2 separate regions of the Homo sapiens genome follow, and region 2 is linked to region 1. Evidence: chromatin contacts called from ENCODE POLR2A ChIA-PET data. All regions are on one chromosome and are shown on one strand. Each heading gives the region's core, a stretch centred on a gene start or an enhancer-like site at or near the end of the contact. The rest is flanking DNA. Distances are from core to core; before and after follow the strand shown. Region 1 overlaps ALK (ALK receptor tyrosine kinase). Region 2 holds the start of ALK (ALK receptor tyrosine kinase).

What was found. ChIA-PET counts read pairs that join two places held with the same protein, here RNA polymerase II (POLR2A).
Region 2: POLR2A ChIA-PET joins it to region 1 with 18 read pairs in SK-N-SH. The contact joins the promoter of ALK here to the enhancer-like site in region 1. POLR2A ChIA-PET finds 5 or more read pairs at or near these places in 3 of 52 experiments (A673, HEK293 and SK-N-SH).

What each region holds. Positions count from the first base shown.
Region 1 is chr2:29,516,445-29,521,468 of GRCh38, forward strand. The region is part of intron 4 of ALK (ALK receptor tyrosine kinase); the gene reads right to left. Among named protein-coding and RNA genes, the nearest start is that of ALK, 400 kb to the right of the region's middle. Within about 2 kb of position 3,072, at least 4 of the 41 ENCODE cell types and tissues checked have a DNase peak (open chromatin) inside an H3K27ac peak, as active enhancers do.
Region 2 is chr2:29,920,336-29,925,359 of GRCh38, forward strand. It overlaps ALK (ALK receptor tyrosine kinase), which reads right to left and starts at 1,251. Exons shown (of 29, transcript NM_004304.5): 1 at 1-1,251. The coding sequence starts at 324.

The DNA.
Region 1 (5,024 bases), core at 1,822-4,321:
TGGTGGAGATGCTGTTCCATCTGGTACATGTCGGGGAGATGGTCTCTTCTCACGGGTACTTTTCCCTGTGCATCTGGCATGTCACCTGCCAGGGCCACTGTGAAGTCCCCTGCTAAGGGGGAGGAATAGTGGGGAGCCACCTCTCTACATCTCTTCTGGAGGGGTCACATCATATAGTGCAGTGGTGTCTGTGGGATCAAATCCCAACTCTGTTCATTACTAGCTGTGTGACTGAACAAGTTCAGTCTCTTCATTTGTGAAATGGGGATAATAATATGTTACCTCACAGGCCCATTGTGAAAATTAAATGGGTAAAGATAGGTAAAGGCATTTAGAACAATGTCCAGCATATAGTAAGTGCTATAAACGTGGTAGCTGTTGTTATTTGACAGCAATGAGCTGGGTTAGCAGTGAGTATGTTAGCAGTGAGTATGTCTTGTTTTCTATCTCTGGTCAGGGATGCTACTGTTTCAGGCCTGCCTGGCACAAAATACATCAGATATCCTTATCATCATCTACTTTCACTCACACATTCGCATGACACTAATTTTGAGTTTTAATTTGGAAATACTGCCCAGTCAACAAAAATTTATTGAATACTTCTTCTGTGTCAGGCACTCTTTTGGACTTTGGGGACCCCACAATGAAAGTTCAGTGTATGTTTTGATGAAGTTGAGGCTGTAGTGGAAAAAATGGATAGAAACACACACAGCCAGTGAATTTCCATGGGACTGGGGCTGTCACATACAGAGAGGTTTAGGGGCAGCACAGAGAGAAGTGACCCTCAGGAACGGGGAGTCCAGGTTAATCTCCCCCAGAAGGTGCCATCCTTACGTTGCTGATAATCATACATCTCAGAGCTTCAAGATCTTCATTATACAACTGTCATTTTATTTCTCTTGTGTATCTAGTGGGTCATTATATCTCTGAACATATATTAAAATAGACGGAATAGATTCAAGCAGCTTTTACTGGGGCACTGTGCTAAGAGCTTTCATCCACATTAAATCATTTAACCAATCCTCTATGAGGACGTCCAGATTTCTTCAGAAACCAGGATGCCAGATAGAATAATTTTTTGATGGATGGAGTCCATTACCAGTTTAGGCCATGAGCCCAGGTGATTGAAAAAGCATTAATCAGGCTATTGTCCTGGTGTTGCCACTCTCTCCAATTTTTAAACCTCCTGCTACTAATGGAGATATTATCTGACTCTCCTGATGATAAAAGAATTATCTCATCAAATCACCACATGATTATCAGGATTGCAGCCTTGCTTTTTCACCAGTTCCAGAACATCACTTAATTTTTAAACTACAGCGTTGGCTGGTGTCCTTTGTGTTTTTGTGTATGCTTTGTTTTACCTCCAAAGACTTCTGGCCGTATGATTTGTATTTAAAGCTAGATGTCAAGTGTGTGCATGGTGTGTGACAGACAGAGAAGGAGAACCTCGCCTCCCCTTCATCTCCTCCTTCACCTGTCTTTACTTCACTCTGAGACCACCAAGTCAAACTCCGTTTGTAAATTTACTTCCCAAATCTGAGCTCTTAGAAGTTCTCACCTAGTTCAAGCCCTCCCTGGAGATATGGAGAATAAAACAGGGTTGGTGGTGGGCTGTAGGGCTCCCCAGTTCCCTTCTGTGCAGTCCAATAGCAGAGAATGAGTCAGAATAGGCATGAGGCAGTCTCTCTGGCATGAACTCCAGGCCCATTTTAAATAACGCATCTAAATGTTAATGCACACTTAAGACAACAGTGCAGCTCATACTCTTCCCAAATTGATTCATTTTGCAGTGGGCCTGATGCAATTTACTCAGTATAAAAATGTCTCTGGCAATTAGGGGAACAAAGGGGCAAAGCTGGCAGGCTACAGGGATGACAAACAAAGCAAGATGATGTGAAAGCTGGGGCCAGAATTGAATTTCTTTCCGAATCAGACATTTTTGGGAATGTCAATAGCAAACAAGAAAGGCCTTCTTTGCCTGCAAGAAAAACTTGAGGATTCTCCATTCAGAAAAAAGAATCAAATAGTCTAAGAAATGGTTTTAGTGAAATGCTACAGCAGCTTTCATGGTTCCTAACGGTGTCAACTTTAGGTGGCTGGGGTTCAAACGCAGAATAAAGCTAGCGAAAGGGTGAGCCAGGCTTAAGCCACATCAGCGGGTGGAGGTTCCAGATCACTGAAGAACAAGTCCCCTGACCCCTTTGCTGGTAAGAATCCCTCTGAACAATATGGCTGTGGCAACTATGCTGTAGAAGAGACTAAAATCACTTAGCCTGGGAAAACAAGTGAAGAAGAGATATAAAAACTATCCTCAAAGGGAAGACAGACTGCCTTGTTAGGAGAAAGTAAGCTTCCTCTGTATGACTCTAGAGGACAAATAGAGGATCAACCAGATCATGGTGAAATAGGAGAAGGAACTATCATGTGTTGGGTGCTGATATGATTCTAGGTGCTTTGTATGCATTATCATAGTACTACTTCATAGGGAAACTGTAGTATTAAATGAAATCATATGTCTTTGTATTAAGAACATGGTAAATACTCTATACACATTGGCTATCGTTGTTAAAAGCATTATTTTCACAAAGAGCCTACAAGGTAAGCAGGTATTACTATTGCCATTTTGTGTATAAAACACAAGAGGTTTGGAGATATTGAATAACTTTTTAGAGACAGTCATTACCTTTCCAAAGTTACAAAGCCAAGGGGATATCAGCAAGTTCTACCTGGGAGCTAAAGCTGCTGTACAATGGGGTGATCTGTTTTGCAAGGTGGTGAGCATTCTACTGCTGGAGTCAGGCAAGTCAAAGCCAGATGGGCTTTGGAAGAGCCTCTTGCATTGTTTTGGGGTAGGGGATAAAGAATTTGAATTCAATTACTTTTAAGGTTCATTTCTGGTTCATGATTCCATGATTGAAATATTTTTCAAGTTCTGCTAGCTAGATTATGCCTTTAACCCACAAACAGTCATGTAGGATTGTGAAATTGGAGAGGCAGTCATGGGTGAAGGCCAAGAACTAAGGACCTTGGGTATATGATGAAATACAGGAGTTTTTATTTCCATCTGATTTCTGGCTTTGCCAACAACCACATTTTCTGGCTCACATCCCACACACAATGTACCTGCTGCCACCACCTCCTGGAACCCTGGAGACTGTCCGTAAGTTAGACAAGGTGGCAGAGGTTAAACAAGAAAGTTGATAGACAAGTGAGGCTTTTTAGAAATGGAAGTCATCTGGATCTACTGAGAGGATGAGCCAATGGTCACTAGGAAGCTCCCAGGGCAGGTGACCAGGCCACTGCGAGAAAGGCTGGAAGACTCCAGATAGGGAAATCACTCTGAGGCCTGCAGGTGAACATCCAGCAGACTGCCGATTAGAATTTCATGCAGTCACAGAGAAATTTTAGTCCTAAGACAGAGAAACAAAATCATGGAGGGAATATTTAGGAAACAGTTGGACAGAATGTAATTGGAATTCATCTTAGATTATCTGAAAAGATAAAACACTCAACAGAAGTCAGTGTGGTTAAGTGGTGATGTAAAGACTAGTAAACTAAGGAGAAGGAGGAATTGGGGGAAAATTACTAAGTAGAAGTCCTGACTGGAAGAACAGGAAATATGCAGGAAATAGCTCAGGAAATTAGAGGAACTAAAAGGCACACACGGACAGGGCAATCACCAAGCATGGGAACCACCTCATTTCCAAGACTAACATAGGCCAGCATTTGCTCGGCAGTGTAGGATGGTTAAGGCCACAAATGGAGATAACCCAGGCTGAAGACAGTCCTTCGATTGGAGGTTGAGTAGAAGGAAGTGAGTCGTTATGAAGAACAGAGATGGAATTTTGGTCAAGAGCATTATAGATGCATTCTTAAAACCATGTCGCAAGTTTTCAAAGAGTTTCTGGTCCAATTAATTTGGGAATTTGTTCATTTCATAAGCATTTATTGACTGTGAGACAAGTACTGTGCTAGGCATTGCAGATACAGTGATAAATAATGCCCATCCCTATTCTTGGGGTACCTGGTTGGTGAGGAAGACATGTGAAAGAACAAATGTGGCCCAGGGCTGTGAGAACACTCATAGAGATGTGGAACAGGCAGCAAATGGTGGTGCAATCAGCTCTGCTCACAGAAGGTCTGGGGTCTCAAGAAAGGCTTTGTGGAAAAGGAGCTAAGAGATTCCTTCTTGGAGGAGAAGACCTATTGTTCTTGATGGTCGGGAAGGTGAGGGAAGGCAAAATGGCTTGAACTGGCTTGCTTCACTTGGGGGCAACTGTGGGTAGTTTGATACAAACGAATCATGGGTCCAGAGAAATGGGGTGAGCCAGGCTCAGGAGGGGTGAGGCTTGATCAGTGGCTTTGAGTGCCATACTAATAAACAGCTCAGACTTGATCCTGGGTTTCACAGGGATCCCCTAAAGGATTTGAGGCTGAAGATTAACAGCCCGTGATATTCACTTGTCAGTTCTCTCATCCGGGTCTTCATTTATTCCAACATGGGGCTTCCTGATGGCCAGGAGAAGTCACTGAGATGATCATTCTAGGACTGCAAGGAACGTCCCACAGAATGAACAGCACAATGCAAAATACCAATTTGACTGTGGGTTCTCCTTCACACTCCTTTTGGTGAATTGAAAGCCTGGATCACACAGTGGGGCTAAGAAAAAAGCAGCATGGCCCACAGGTCTTTCCTTAGACTCCCATTATGTGTGCATCATTTGAGCTAAGTTGCCCTATAGGGTGGAGCAAGGTCCTGGATCCTCAGGTAACCTGGTGCCCTCAGGTGAGTGATCTGAAGAAACATCTTCAGCTTCTGGCAATGGTAGGTCTCATGCCCTGGGCTCAGCCTGCTCTCAGTGGCCTCCCCTAGGGACCCTCCCTTTTCTCACCACCACAAGACTTCCCCACTGGCAGGGGGAACACAATCAGTCATTGGAAAGGAGTGGGAACACTCATTCACTGAGCTTACTGATGTAAGATTCTCCCAGGAATAGACATTGCACCAAATCTTTGTGTAG
Region 2 (5,024 bases), core at 1-2,500, 400 kb after region 1:
GACCCCCGGCGCCGGCCCCAGCAACCTGAGCAGCGGGGCGCAGTCCAGAGCTAGCGAGCCGCGGGCCTCGGGCCTGCCAGCCTTCAGCTCCGAGGAGGATGGTGGCAGCAGTAGGTCCCGGGCGTAGACACGGAAGAGCGAGGGCACCACGAAGTCAACTGCCAGACTCTTCCTCTGCAGGCGCGAGTAGCTGAGTGGCTCCCGGGGCTGCAGCGGCGGCCCCGCAGCTGGGGAGCCCGCGCGCTGGCCGGTCCCCATCCCGGAGCCCACAGCTGCCGTGGAAAGCAGCAGCGGCAGGAGCCACAGGAGCCCGATGGCTCCCATCCCGCCGGAGGAGGCCGTTTACACTGCTCTCCGGGCCCAGCCTCACCCTTCGCTCTCCCCGAGATGGGAAGAGGCTCTGAACAGTCCTTGGTACCCAGCGGCTCCTTCCACCTGATCTCCAGAGGACTGTGCGTGCGCGCAAGTCTCTTGCTTTCCCCCAACTGCACGGAGGCGAGCAGGAGTCTAAATGAAACAGACCTGGAAGCTCAGGGGCGAGTCCAGAGACACTCAAGCACACTGGGCTCACTGGCTGGGACCTTGAGCCTCCCGCTCTCCGCGCCGAGTGCCGCGCCCCCGTCTGTAGCTCGCTGCGCTCGGTACAGAGGAACTACTATGGTTGAAGGGAGGTGGCAGTTGGGTACCGTCCTCTCCTGCCCCCCGCAGTCGGAGCTGGGGTCTGTCCCCTCTCGGGGCAGCCTCCAATCTCTGCAACTTTTAAGGCTGAGAACGGCGGCTCCCAGCTGCTGCACGCTGTCCTGGCCGCCTTTTGCGTTCCTTTTGGCTCCTCCAAGCTCTTCTGCCCGGTCTGGGCGGGAACCGAGGGCGGAGGCTGCCGTCTTGCGCACCCTCAAGCTATCTCTCCGCTGCGGGAAGGCTTCGGACTGTCTGCCTGCTGAACTTCTGGGCGTGAATCCCAGCCCCCGCGCTGCGCAAGTTTGCAGCGTCCTTGCTCTCACCGGCGCCTCGGCTCCTCAGAGTTCGCAGGCACTGGAGCGGCCCCGGCGGCAGCAGCTGAGGGCGTTCAGGGCAGGGGCGCCCGAAATCTTGCCGCCCCCTCCTCACCCATCATCAGCGCCCGCGGCTTTGGGTGGCCGACCAGAGGGCGGCCGGAAAGCACCTCGGTGCCCCGCGACCCTCCGAACAGAGGCGGCGGGAGGTACCAGCTGCTACCACCGCTGCCGCCCCCAGAGCCGCTGGATCGCATCTGCCTGGGCGCCCGCCACTTGCAGCTGGCTGAGCCGCGCGAGCGCGCGCAGGGAGGGGGCGGGGCCCGGAGGGGGCGGGGCTCACAAGCCAACTCCGCGCTGCTGCCCGACCCACGCAGTCCGGCCTCGCCCCGCCCCACCCGCACCCTCCAACCAATGGCGTGGCTCGATCGGCTCCTATGCAAATCTGCAGAGGCCTCGGCATTCATTGAGAAAAGGAGTGAGCCCGCCCCACCCTCCCTCTGTTCCCTCTCCAGTCTCTTGTTCTTCCCCTCCTCTAGATTCCCTGCCCTATTTCTCTGCAGTGTGAAAGGGAGCAAATGTGAGAACTGGAAGAGGCCTTTGCAATCAAGCACTCTCCCTAATTATACATTTAAGAGATTAAACGGGTCCGACTTCGGAAAAACAGGTTCCAGAATAAAACTGGAGGAGAGGGGAAGGGAGGGGGGAGTGGGAAGGGAGGAGGAAGTGGGGAGAGGGTGGCAGCGCGACACTGGCAAATCTGAGAACAGCTTGTATTAAGGCCCTGAGACAGAATATTTTCTGACCCATCTATTATTTGAATGCATTCCTGGGAGCTTAGGAGTCCTGCCGTCCACACAGGAGAATTTGGGAATAGGGGGGCAGAGAGGGATGGATGGTCTTGGTCTGGCAGAGTTGTTCTGCAGCTACAACAAATACCTTTCAGACCCCTGTCAGTCGCTCTGTTTTCTCAGAATGGTGTCTGAACATGTGTAACCTCCCCTAGTCTCTGTAAGGCAAACATTTTAATTCCAGATTTACAGATGCAGAAACTGAGTTGCAGAGCATTTAATTGTTTGCCCACAATCTTGGGAATGAGGGTTCAGAACCTTAGGCCTTTTTTACTCACCTGTAATGGCTGTACCTCTCCTCTCCCTTTCCTTTCGTCTCTCCTGAGCTGCCAACACAGAACTCATAATAGCTGTTTTTATAACAAGTGGTTCACTAGATCCTCAGACAAAACTACCATCTTTGGGTCACACAAATCCCCTTGATTCCTTCTTAAAGGCTGGTTGTCAGGCCTTGGGCTGACTGTTGAAGCTAAGAATAAGGCAAGATCCTCTCTGGAGCTCACGGCCTGTCGGGTAGCACAGGAGTTTTCTCACAGGATCAGAGCACAGTGTCACATTGAACCTCCCTCACTGAGCTCCTGGGGGCCGCAGTAACTTGCCTACCACCCCACAGGAGATAGTGGCCAGGTGGAACCTCTGTTCTCCTAGGAGCTGGGCCTTTCCAGCTTTGTGGCAATGCCTTGGCAAGTGGAAGACCCAGTAACAAAGGAATATTGATTCTCGGAATGGCTTTCTTCCTGCTCTATGTTTGGCAACTCACTTAATTTGACAGGCATCTGCCCTCTCTCTGGAAGTCACACTGGATACACTGACTTTACAAGTTTCAGGGCAAAGAATTATCTCACCCGAGAAGAAAATATGCTCCTATCTTGGTGGAGGAAGGGTGGAAAAGAAAGAAAAGAGGGAGGAAAATGCTATGGTAGTTAATACTTTCCTGGTACAATATATGTTTGATTTTCATCAGATTTTTCTGACATACCTACTGGAAGAGGAATTTTTATTTGAAATATGAAAAAAGACTAAAACTCCAGCCTTTCCCTATTTCTCTATACAATTCTTGACCAAAGGCATTACTGACTCCAGTTAATTTGTCAGTTAACTGTGAATCGTCTGCTGCACCCAATGGCCACTAGGGGGCTGCAGAGACTTGAAACTTTAAATGAGCTGCCAGGGTTTAACGTTCTCTAATAATACCCCTGTCCATTGCTTTTGCACCTCATAGACACAAGAGTCTCAATTAATTCTCATGATTTATACATTGTCTCAAACTTTTCCCAAGGAAAAATAAGTGCCTTTCCCTGTAGATTAAATGACACTAAATCTCAAAAAATTTCTTCTTTTTTAGATAATTTTTTTTTAAAGGAGGCAGGAATTAATACTGATAGTCTACCAGGCACGAATGTATGCATCTGTAGACATGTGGGTGTCTAACACATCACACAGTTTTTTTGGGAAAGGGTATATGTTATTATTTCTATTACAGAGATAAAACAGCTAAGGCTCAGAAAGGCAAAATAATTTGCCCAAGGTAAAACAGCAAGCAAATAACAGAGTTGGAATTCAAACCGCTGACTCTTTTCCTCCAACATTTACACAACCCACTGAGAAAAGTTAGGACCTTAACTCATGCCCAAATTTATAATTTTAACACCCCATCCTACATAATTTCCATCAAAAGGATGGGAGACGGGAAAATGAATTTAAGAGCACATAGGGGAAATAGACAGAAAGATGAAAAGTGTGAGAATGATTGCTAACACATCTTGTGCACTTATTATGATCTATTTCAAAAAGACTTTCATTCACTATCTCATTTCATATTCCCAGTAACACTCTGAGGAAAAGTAATAGTATCTCTTTTCTACAGATCACAAATAGAAGCTCAGGGAGGTTAACTCCCCGACAAAGCTACACAGGTAACTAGAGCTGAACCTGGATACCTGACTAAGAAGTTCATGCTCTTAAATTCTGGGTGATCTCCCGCATGTTCTCACTCATAGGTGGGAATTGAACAATGAGAACACATGGACACAGGAAGGGGAACATCACACTCCGGGGACTGTTGTGGGGTGGGGGGAGGGGGGAGGGATAGCATTAGGAGATATACCTAATGTAAATGACGAGTTAATGGGTGCAGCACACCAACATGGCACATGTATACACATGTAACAAACCTGCACATTGTGCACATGTACCCTAAAACTTAAAGTATAATAATAATAAAATAAAATAAAATTTCTGGGTGATCTCACAATAGAGAAAATGGGATGAGGTAAAATGGATTGAGATGAGCCAAGATCAACAGAGGAAGAAGCTGAAAGGCCAAATCAGAGAGATGGGGAGTGGAAGTGGCAGACATAGATTCTGACATAGATACTGGAATCCCCAAGGAGACAATTAGGTGGGCTGCTCTGTGTCACCTTGCAGATGACTTGGGCCATTGGGCTGGGGGAGGAGGAATGTGAGTTGACCATGTACCAAGAGAGGAAGTGGCCAAAGAGGACACTGAGACCACCAACAACCTCCTCAGGAAATTCCCAATTTCTGGAAAGGGCAAAGTGAACAACTCAGTCAAGGAGGTACATAAATTCTCTATAAGAGAAGTAATAATAAAAATGACATGAGAAATTCAGCAATGTGACTTAAGGTAAAACATATCTCACAACTGCAAAATCTGATTGGGACATATAGGATCAAGTTAGGCATTTTGTTGGTCAACAGATACTCCTCGTGTACCTAATGTATACAGGATGTTGTTCTATGTTCCAGGAATTTTTTGCTCTGGACAAAATAAAAGGTCCTTCACCTTAAGAAGCTTACACTCTAATGATGAGAAACAGATAATAAATGTGCAAGCACATAAAGTAATTTAAGATAATAATAGTTGCTATAAAAAACAAAATAGGGCCATGCGGTAGATGACTTGGGACAGCAGGTGCGGGTGCTGTCCTAGCTCTACCTTCATAGTTGAAGAAGTCCTCTTTAAGGAGGTTACAGTTAAGTCCTGATTGGTGGGAAAGAGGCAGTCATGAAAAGCTTTCGAGAAAGAACGTTCTAAGCAAAGGAATATCACAGGCAATGGTCCTGAGATGAGAATAGCTTTGCATGTCCAGTAGACAGTAAGAAATCAATCTGGCTGGAACATAGTGAACAGAAGACAGAAAGGTGGAGGGGCAGCCAA